Regions from separate parts of the Homo sapiens genome. Here region 1 is linked to region 2. The links are chromatin contacts, found by Hi-C or POLR2A ChIA-PET in ENCODE. All regions are on one chromosome and are shown on one strand. The core of a region is the stretch at or near the end of the contact, and the rest is flanking DNA. Distances in the headings are between cores, read along the strand shown.

Region 1 (5,417 bases), core at 1,326-3,825, 390 kb after region 2:
CCTCCAACTGCCTAGGGCTTCCCTTCTGAGATGTTTCCAACAATTCCCCCAGCCTTGTTTCAGATTCCTTCCTGTGCCTTGGCCTTGACTATGTAACTACAGGGGCAGTTTCTTGAGGGCAAAATATAGAACCCCTGGTCCCAACTCTTCATGCCATGCAGGAAAACACTGGCCCCCAAAGAGGACAAGTCAAATGCCTCAGGCGACAGGTTGGGACTCAGACCTGGGTCTCTGGATCACACCGCATCTCTTTGCTCCCCACAGCCCCTGGACAAGTCCCAGTGTGACGCCTGAAGCGCTGACTCCCCAGCCTGCAATGCCTGAGGACCCAGTCTCACCCTACAGATGCAGCTGAGGACCTACGGCTTCCTGGCAAAGGAAGCCAGGATAGAAATGGATGGGGAGATTTAAATAGAAAACCAATGCCACAAGAAATTCCCTCCTTACCTCACTTCCAACTTGCCAGCTCATTCTCTTAAAGATCTTTTTGCTCTCTGGAGGATGGGACCACTCCCCTCCTTTATCTACTTCTCTTTTTGCCCTCATCTCCGATATCTCTGCCTCACCCTCTACCCCAGTCACTGCAGGACACATGTCCAACACCCTGGGTACGTTGACGCCTCGAGGTCTTTGCTTCTGCTCTTTGCCTTCCTGGCAATGCCATCCTACCATTGGTGGAAATTCCAGGCCTACCTCTGACATTACTTCCTTGGTGAATCTTTCTCCTCAAAAGGAACAACAAATGGCTCCTTCCTCAGTGCTCTTTTCTCGGCCGGGCACTTGGCATCCAAAACCATGCTCAGTGCAACTGGAGGTGCATTCAGTTCTGAATTAATTGAAGTTATCTGCGAGTGCCTTCATCTCTTGGGCAGACCAAGACCTGCCTGAAGGATCTTGTCATTCTAATCGTGGAACCCCTCCCCCAACCCCCGTCCCCCAGTACCCGACACTCTGCCTGGCACCAAGCAGAGAAATACTCAGGAAACTTACAGTTGCATTGAACCTCATATAACGATAGGGTTGTTACTGTCTCTTGAGCATCTACTGAGAGCAGCTGGGTGCTGGGCCCTTTAAATACACTCTCATGGCTCCTTACACAGAGCCAGGAACGTGGGTATTACTGTGCACCACTTTGCAGATGTGGGAAATAAAGGCTCAGAGAGGTGAAGCCAGTTGCTCCAGATCACACAGCCAGTAACAGGCATGAGATTCCAAGAAGCTGTGTTTGTGACGCCAGAGTCAAGGGAAACAAATGATGTGGTACCCACAGTGCTCCCTCCCTCATCACCCCCACCGCCTCCAGCTCCACATCCAGATTCCAAAAGCCATGAGCACCCCCATCTGACCATGAACGCCCATCTGACCATGAACGCCCATCTGCGGATCGCCAGCAGCAAGGTTGACACGGAACTCCTTCCGCCTTGGGAGGAGGCTTCCCTGGGGTAGTACCCTCTGGGGGCCGTCTGGGCAACTCTTGCAGGGCTTCGTGGATGTTTGGGGAAAGCACTGGACAGCGCCTCGCCCAGGTGCCTTCCTGGGAATCACCAACTGGGGTTTACTGCCCCAATTTTGGAGCTTGCACAGAGCATCCTCCCTTGGTAGGAGAGACGTCGCCATTGGGCCACAGGACTTGTAGAGGACGCCACGAGAAAGGGGTTGATTGGGGAATGGTTGTCCTGGTTACGCCACCCTGCAGTGTCCCTTGCCCTCCTCCAAGGCTTCCAGCCCCATCGCAACCTGTCAGTTTTCCAGGCGCTCAGGAAAGCATGTCAAGCACTCAAGCACTCTGTGACAATTCCACCCCCGGCCCAGTCTTTCCCTCTTCACCCCCTCTCTGTGATGTCGAATCCCATTTCACAGATGGAGAAACTGAGGAATCGAGCAAGTGAATGCCGCTTAAACATCTTTTCCAAGCCAGCCAGGGACCAGCCCCTCCAGTTCTCAGAATCTCTCTCCCTCTGTAACATATTTTGACTTGAAGAACATGTGCGATTCGTGACTACAAAACCGCAACCCCACATAAAGAGTTAATATTTTTAACGAACCCCAAGCCCCTCACCCTCAGCCTTCGCGGGACGCCTGCGTCTCGCAACTTCAGTTTGTATCTCCAAACTGCTGAGCATTCAAAGGGTTAAATGGGACCGGGAGGGGGCCAGCCGCGGAGCCCTGAAAGGGTTAAAAATCCAAACGCGTCGACTCCCCCCGACTATTTGGTTCCAAATGGACAGCCACGCGACCGGGAGAGCCAGGGAGCCCCCCTCACAATGACTTTATTAAAATTTGAGAACTTTTACTTCTGACCCCAAAAAAGTATCCCAGTTCGAAAGTTCTCTCTTAACCTTTTCTTTTTTTCATCTATTTTTTTCTCGATTTCTCCACGGGCTGGATTATAAAACGCTCCCTCTCCCTTTGGGTTTGGAGAGCCGGGTTCCCCCCTCCGGGCAGGGCGCGGGCCTAAGGGGCCCCGGGAGTTTTCTCCGGGGCCGGGTCGGGACGCGGCTGGTGAGTCCCGGCTCCGGCCCCTGAATTGGGGGGTCCGCGTCTGCCCCAAACGCCGCTTTCTTCCGTTTTCCATGTCATTTCCTGTACTAATAAGATGGTGGTCAAAGCAGGGGAGGAGAGCAGCAGCGAGTCGCCGCCGCCGCCGCGCCGAGGCTGGCGCTGAAACTTTGCCTCGCCGGGGACCAGCGCGCCCGCAGCGCGGCCGCTCCCTCCGCGGGGGCCGCCAGCCGAGGCCGCGCCGCCTCCGCCGAGCCGCCCGCCGGGCCGCTCTCGCCGCCCGGGCCCCGCGGCTGCCGCAGCATTCCCGGGAAGGTGAGTCAGCCCCGGTAGCCAATGTGGCCATTGAAAATGGCTTCGGAGAGCGCTCGGCAGTTTGCCAGCGAGCGCGGGGGCCGCCGGTGCGGGGGCCGGGAGCGGCGGCTGGGGGCGGGGGCGGCCGGGGGTCTCGGCGCGGGCGCGGGGCGGGGGTCCGGACGGCGCCGGCGCGGGGTGGGGGGCGGCCCGCCGTGGCCGCGAGGTGGGTGAACCCTCGGCAGGTAGCTGCCGCCGCCGCGGGAGCCGGGGGCCGCCCTCCGCCTCCTTCCTCCCAGCTCGCTCGCTCCTCGCCTTGTTACAATGTAGCCTTTTCTCTCCGCAAGCGGCGCGCCCGCTGACGGACGTGGCCGCCGACCAATGGGAGTGGCGGCCCGGGCCGAGCGCTCGGAATGAGAACGCGGTGACACGGACGGGGCGGGGCGCGGACGCCGACGCCAGAGGGCTCGCCGCGGCCGCCGGCCTAGTTCTCGCGGACGCCCTCGGCCCCGCGCCGGGGGCTGCTGCGGGGTGCTCGGGGATGAAGGTGGGAGGCGTCCTTTGGGATGCGACGAAGCCTTCTCCATCGCGGTTCGCGATTGCCCGCGAAGCGTGGCCGAGCCGGAGGGCATTTCTGGAATGCGTTTTAAGTGTCAGTTGCGGTGTAGACTCTTCGGGAAACCTCTCCGGAGCGTAGCCTCCACCCCCCACTCGCAGTCCCCAAGGTACTCTCCTATGCAGAAACTGCAGAAACTTAGCGGCCAATGACCTCTCTCCGGTCAAGGCCAGCGTGCTCTAGGCGAGTCGCTGCAAAGAGAATACCAATGTCTTGGGCGATGCTGGTGAAAAATTGCTGGTGTGTGTCTAGAGCCCAGTTGGGAGATGGGGGCTTAGAACCCCCCAGGCTGGGCTGGGATTTAGGGGAGAAAAATGTGAAACGTCTCCTCTTTCCTAGACGTTTGCTTCGTGTGGAGAAAGGCTGTGCTGTATAATTTAGAGTGGCTGTAAGGAAACACACCCAGCCCTTTGTGCGTGGGGCCAGGAGGCAATGATGAGAGATTGCTCTTGGTACCTGGAAACCCTATAAACTTTGGGGGTTTGGGGACAGAAGAATTTTCTGTGGAGCATGATGCCTGTAGCAACCAAGCTGGTCCTTGCCCACATTTCCTCTTGGGAGGGAGGAAGGTTCGGGCTTTCCTAGGGTCATTGTTGGAGGTGTAGGGTCGTAGTTGGGGAGCAGGGCACAGTCTTTGCCCGCCGACTCTCTGAAAGGTGGACAAGCAGAGTTCTATAGGGCACGTGTAGAAACCTTCCCTTCTGGGAATAGAGCCCAGACCTCTTGCTGTATTCAGTTTAATGGAAAGGCTTTCTCTCTTTGAATTCTACCTCCTCCTCATAGTCACTGTCTGACTTTGGACTTCACATCGTTGTCTTTGGCCTCTCTGAGCCTTGTGTCTCCATCCCTGAGTCCAACAAAACCTGCCCGGCAAGGAAGTTGTGAAATTAAATGAGATAGCAAAGATGAAATGCCTGTTCCAGGGCCTGGCATACTGTTTAAGAAGTGTTCTCCCCCAGAATCACGGCAGAAGGTACTGACCTGGGAATATCAGAATTGCCCCCACAGACCCCACCGTGGTCCATCCAGTCTCAAACTGACAGGGCCCCAAGGAACAGCTGGTGGCAGGGTCTCGTTTCCTTCCCTGGTGACGTTCACAAAGATGAGGGACTCCCCTCAGTTGTCCTAGGAGTCCTAGATTGGTCATGATAGCCATCACCTCTGCACTTATGGACTCATTTGACCTGAGTTACAGTTCTGTCGTCTAGACTTCTTGGGTTGATGTGTTCCATCAATTTCTTCTCCTTGGTGTCAAGTAGGATTTCTCCTATTTGGATCTGCCCTCTCCTGGACTTACAGGGAGTTTCCCTGGTTCCAGGTTGTTGGCAAGTATAAAGTAAAGAACACTGGGGTAGGAGTCGGGAGTCCTGCCTGTGGATTCAGCTGCCTTCTTGGCCTGCTCTCTTGGCTGTCTCATAGGCATGACAAACCCACAGTGGCCAAAGGTGTCCATAATCTTCCTCTCTAAACCTCTTCTAGGGCTCTGATCTTGGCCAAGAGCACACTGTCCCACTACTCTTTAAGGCAGAAGCCTTGGTGTCTCTGTCTCTGTCACCCCAATCTACTCCATCTCCAGACCCAGATAACTTTATCCTCTCAAATGAACCCATCCACTTCTCTCCATCCCCTCTTCCCCAGTGTTGTAGTCAAGCCATCGCTGTCTCTCCCCAGGACAACAGCAAGAGCCTCCTAATGTCTACCTGCAGTCACCCCCTCATGGCAGTCAGAGTGATCCATTCCAAATAGGATCATATCAGGCATCCCATTTCCTGCTTTAAACACCTAGAAGTCTTTCCAGTGTGTTGGGGATAAAGAACCAAATTGGTGTAGTGACCTAAAAGCTACCGAATGATCTGGCCCCTGCCCTTGACCTCATCTTCTATCCTCTCCTAGATCTCTCTGAACTCCATACCCCGATCTCTCCTACATAGGCTGGCCTTTCCTCCTCAAATCCTTGAGCTGTTGTCATCTAATGAATAAATTAAGGTTAGCAAAGGGCACAGTGGGA
Region 2 (5,098 bases), core at 1,132-3,631:
CAGGTGGATATCCTGAGGTTTGCTGGGATAGAGAATTTTCCTGATGTCACATTGGTAGCAAGAGGCAGAACTGAGATTTAAACTCAGGTTTGCGGGGGCACAAAAGCCTGGCTTCTTAACCACAGTGCTTTACATTGATTTCATGCTGGGGGCTCCTCATCTCCTACCGTGTTTCCTACCCCTGTTGAAGATAGGCAGCAGGCTATACTGGGGAATTAGTCCCTGTGCAAAGCCCATTCACAGGAACCATCCAAACAGTGCTATGCTGTTCAGTTATCCTGACCCTTTACCGATTTTATAGTTCCCCCAAAATGGCATCTTTGCAGGGCTTCCATCAGCAGCTGTCCTTCTGCTGTAAATCAGGCAGTTTGCCTATCCCATGCCTGTTCACAAGCTGGCTTATTGAACACAGTTGGCAAAGCAACTGCCCTGCATACTGGAGCTTGGCTTAGACACAGGAAAGCTTTGGTCTCCTTGTGGCACTGTTTAATTCTTCAGCACCTGGGTCAGCAAAGGCCAAGACAAGAGGCAGCTCTGACCATTCCTTCCCGAAGGCCTTACCTGTAGATCTATGGATACAACAAGTGGTACAGTGGGGTGAGCTAGGGGGTGATGGTGTTTGACGACGTGGTCTCTCCTCAGACCTACTGACTCTGGAAGACTAAAGCTAGGCTCTTCAGAGTCCTAAGAGTCTCAGTTTCTCAGGGTCTAGAGAAAATTATACAAGTAGTTGAGGGTCATTCATTCTCTCTCTCTTTCTCACCATTAACCTAGTTCTGCCTTCCCACATTCATTTAACTCATTGTTTTATAGATCCACTTGTCTTCCCTCTGTCCTTCTATTCATCCCTGTGTTCATCCATCTCTCCATCCACCCAGTCATTTTCCCATCCCTCAACCAATTATAGCCTAGTTCCTTCTTTCTACCATTCAAGTTCTTTTATAAATCCATTCACTACCCATCCATCCATTTCTCCTAGCAACTGTCTATCCATCCAGCTATTATTTGCAGAGTCAGGAACTGAGACTCAGAGGGAGTAAGATACCACCCATATCTTTGAGGAACTCATAGTCTGGTAGGTGGGAAAAATCACATGAGCAAAAAATATACTATTACCTATACACACAATTTGTGATGTGAGCCCGGAGAACAATGACTTATGCCTGTTGAGAGAGTGGGAAGGTTTCACAAAGGAGTTAACTGAAAGAAGGTTTTGAAGGATGATTAGGAGTTTGCCAAGTGAGGGGAGGGGTGAAACTCAGGGTTAGGAAAGGAAGAGAGGAATTCCAGGAAGAGCAAACATCAGGGAAGTTGGGCTGAGCACACTTTGAGTCCAGGTGAGTTCACTTTTACTGTGGGGTCTTTGCATATGGCAAAGACTTAAAGGTGGGCCTGGAAAGGAATTGGGGATCAGATGATAAAAGGCCTTGTGTCTAGACAAAGGGAGGCCAGGGAACCCACTAAAGCAGGAGACAGACACAGTGCTCTCCATTTATGGGCTCACTCTGACAATGAAGGAGAGGGCAGAGCGGGGAACAAAGGCTGCAGGCTGGCAGACCAGCCAGGAGCCGTGTGCAGCAAGCAGACAACAGTAAGGAGGGTGAGCCCAGCCAGGGACTGGCAGGTTCTATGAGGATGGAGAGTCAAGGCTGCTTTGGGACACATGAGGTGAATAGAATCAGTAGCTGGGAAATAGACAAGAGTCTTTGATCTGGGTTTTGGTTGCACAGGGATGCTCTGTTTGTGAAAATTCAGTGGGGTATATATTCATGGTGTGTGTGCTATTGTGTATGTATGTTATATTTCAATTAAAACAGTAACAGTAGAGTAGGAAACATCAGGAGACATATTAAAGTTTCTCATCTGGGCCTCATCCAGGACACTGAAGTGGGCTGACCAAATTTTTCTTGTAAATTGAGAGCTCCACCCCTAGTTTGGAAGAAAGAAGAGGAGGAAGAAGCTCTAACTTTTGAGCCAGGCCTTGCAAAATGGGTGAAATTGGCTTATACTCATCGTAGTTACTGCCACCTATTAAGCTCTGGTATTTTGCAGATTCTAAGGCACACTTTTTTTTAACATCTTAATGTCTCTAAAACCAGGATGCATTGTGCAAAAAGTGATATCATAGTTAATTTAATTAATTGGTAGTGTTTTCTGTTTCTTAGAAGTACTTAAAATTATGGTGTCATTATAATCCATGGAGACTTCCATTCAAGAGCCATGATATCGTGTGCCAGGCTCTCTGCTAAATCCTGCTACACATTTCTTATCGAATCTCACAACAGCCTGTGAGTCATCAGCTGTTGTTAGCCCTGTGTCATAGCTGAGGAGTCCAGGCATGACGTAGATAGGTCGCTTGCTCTGGGTCACAGCTAGTAAGAATTTGATTTAGGATTTCAACCTGTGCCACCCCAAACATTCGGGAGAACTGTGCACAGAGCAAGATCAAGTCTGGGGCTGGGAGGGTTGTCGGGACTTCCCAAAGCCCAAGACTAATCGGGTCAAGGGTGACCCCTGTCGCCTGCCCACCAGGCTTACACTCTGCCACTTGCACCCAGGACCCGTTCCTGCTCTTAGCCCTAAACCTTGGGATTCTTTTCTCCATCTCCCAGGACAGCTCTGGCTCTAACATCTGTAGTGACTCCCCTCCCCCGCAGAGAGGAGGGGACTGCAATGAGATCTCATGGGCAAGGGGGAAAACATTCTCAGCCCAGCTGGTTTCCCTCACACAATGCAGATTTGCTTAAATGGGAATTAGGATTAGTGCTGGGTTTTGCCTCTTCTGGCAGGCTGGTAATAAACTAATCTCCTCTGAGGCTGCAGGAAGGCAAAATTCCACCGAAGACGGGAGACAGCTTAAGGCTCTGGAGCGCAAAACCTGGAAAGTAATTTTGTTATTGACAGGCGCTGCCCACACCTCTTGACATGCAGCCCGCAGCTCCTTCCCGGCATGGCTGCAGCTTTTAATTCCGTTAATGTGTGACATTCACCCAGGCTGCGTGGCTGACAGGCACTCTTGACACTAATACGTGTTCCGTGCAGTCCCTGGAGCTCATAAAAGCTCATTATCAGTTCTGAGCCAATAAATGCAGTTCCTGGCTCAGGTAGGCCCGAGTTCCTCTGCGATGCTGCAGACAGTAGAGCAGGGACATCTGCGCCAGCCAAGTCCCACACGCCTCCCTTTGTCCAGGGCCCTTGGCTTACCAGGCCACTGGAATGTGCCTAGGAAAGCCATTCCATAGGCAGAACCCTGGGTTCAAGTTTACATCAAAGAAAAGGGGTTCCTTCTGCCCTGCACTGTGAGGTGACTCAATCCAGCATTTTGGGAAGGCAGTTTGTCAGCACTACCCAAAGGCGGGATGTGGCCAGCCTCTCCTCTGCCAACTTCTAAACTTCTGGGCTTTGGAATTGCATGAACATTTCTACACCAAGATGGGCACCCAAGGGGTCATTGCAGCAAGGCTATAGAGGCCAGAAATGGAAATATTCGACACAGCCATGGTGGGAAATAAACAAATGGTAAATAAATTATGGCCCACATGTACTACGGGATACTGTGCAGCTATGAAAAGGACTCAAGATCCATTTTGGACATGATATCATTGACAAATGATATTGCAGAATGTGTGTGGTAAGATCCCACTTTTGTAAAAAGTCACACTGCATGTGTGCTCACATAGGTACATGCTTACACACACATGCATACACGTATTTGATTAGGTAGAATAAAGTCTAGAGGGTCTCACTCCAGAGCGTTTGCAGTGGTTCTCTCTGTTAAACAGGATGGCTGGTAAGGAAGCACATGTACTTTTGTAGTTAAAAATGAAAAATTTATATATGTATAAATAACTTGCCCAAGGTCATACCTATATATACACATATGTGTGTGTGTGTGTGTGTGTTTGTGTGTGTGTGTTTATGGGTTTATAAATGTAACAAATTCCTCTGATTGTAGCCTTAGTCTGGTTCATGATGCATGAGGTCCCCCTGCGCTGACACTGCCTGGATGGACATTTGAGGCCCAGATAGCTAAATAAAATGAGGTCCCATCCTCCAGCCAATCCCTATTTTCCATCAGTTAATGGGAGTTCAGAGACTCCCTTGCATGCCTGAGCTGCCCTGATGCTGGGGTCTGTGGGGTAGACCTCGAACTCATCACCTTCCTGCTTACATCCCTCCCACTGTGAGGCGAACGTGATAACCACTACACTACGGAAACCAACATCCCTCCCACTGTGGAGATGGCACTAGCACCGGGCTTGACTTCCCACAGCCAAAGTTCTAGTCCCAGCTCAGACTCATTTCAGTGGTGTAACCTTGGGCAAGTTATTTAACTCCTCTGAGCTCACAGTCCTCATTCCTGAAGTGGTGACACTTTCTCCTGGGGTTGTAAGGGGCATCAGGTTGATCATCATTATCATTCGAGAGACCTGAAACTTGATCAGGGTTTCCACTGTGCAGCTAGTCTCTGAGGGCAGGAGGAGCCTGGGAGGGGAGAGATTGGGGAACTTCGCTTTCTCCCCTGTGCTCTGGAGGCTGTAAGTTTTGCTCTTATTTCTCAGCTGTGCATGTGACTGAGCCAATCTCTTGGGACTGGCCTGTCTCTGCTGGCAGGTATGTGGCCTGGACATGGTGAATTTGATCCTTCTCTGGTGACCTGGGGATGCTTCATCAAACTGACAGAAGGGAAGGGTTGGAGAGGCTGGACTTCTAACCCCACTGGCATTCTGGAACTGAATTCTTTTTTTACCACCGGAGACTTTCCTTACTATTACTTATCTCTTCATGGATAGCAGATCTTGAAAGTGTTGGGTCTGCCCAAAGAGCCTGTATTCATTAGGCAATGATTAATTCTTTTTCCTAGTTTCAAAATGACTCAGAAAGCCTTTTTTTCAGCCTGAGGAAACTGGAGTTCCCACACCAAGTTGATAATATTCTAGCTGGAAGCAAAGAAACACAGTGTGATGTTTTGATTAGCATGTTCAATGCCATCACATGGATATATAGGCTCCGGGCTGACTTGGGAAGATTGAAAATATGCCCCCATTCACAGGCTCTGGGGACGCTATCCTGGGAAGCTTTGTGGGGCTGGTGCTTA

The links. A loop is a pair of places that touch in the nucleus more often than their neighbours do. ChIA-PET counts read pairs that join two places held with the same protein, here RNA polymerase II (POLR2A).
Region 1: a loop to region 2 is called in a map of endothelial cell of umbilical vein, with 6 times the contacts of the local background. The contact joins the promoter of PRDM11 here to the enhancer-like site in region 2. A Hi-C loop is called at or near these places in 1 of 168 maps with a recorded cell type or tissue (endothelial cell of umbilical vein). POLR2A ChIA-PET finds 5 or more read pairs at or near these places in 1 of 52 experiments (WTC11).

Annotation. Positions count from the first base shown.
Region 1 is chr11:45,144,064-45,149,480 of GRCh38, forward strand. PRDM11 (PR/SET domain 11) reads left to right here and starts at 2,576. Exons shown (of 8, transcript NM_001384648.1): 1 at 2,576-2,814. LOC105376652 (a long non-coding RNA gene) reads right to left here and starts at 2,720. Exons shown (of 6, transcript XR_931241.3): 1 at 991-2,720. RefSeq lists silencers at 2,977-3,056, 3,137-3,326.
Region 2 is chr11:44,758,735-44,763,832 of GRCh38, forward strand. The region is part of intron 1 of TSPAN18 (tetraspanin 18); the gene reads left to right. Among named protein-coding and RNA genes, the nearest start is that of TSPAN18-AS1, 25 kb to the left of the region's middle. Within about 2 kb of position 2,382, at least 10 of the 41 ENCODE cell types and tissues checked have a DNase peak (open chromatin) inside an H3K27ac peak, as active enhancers do.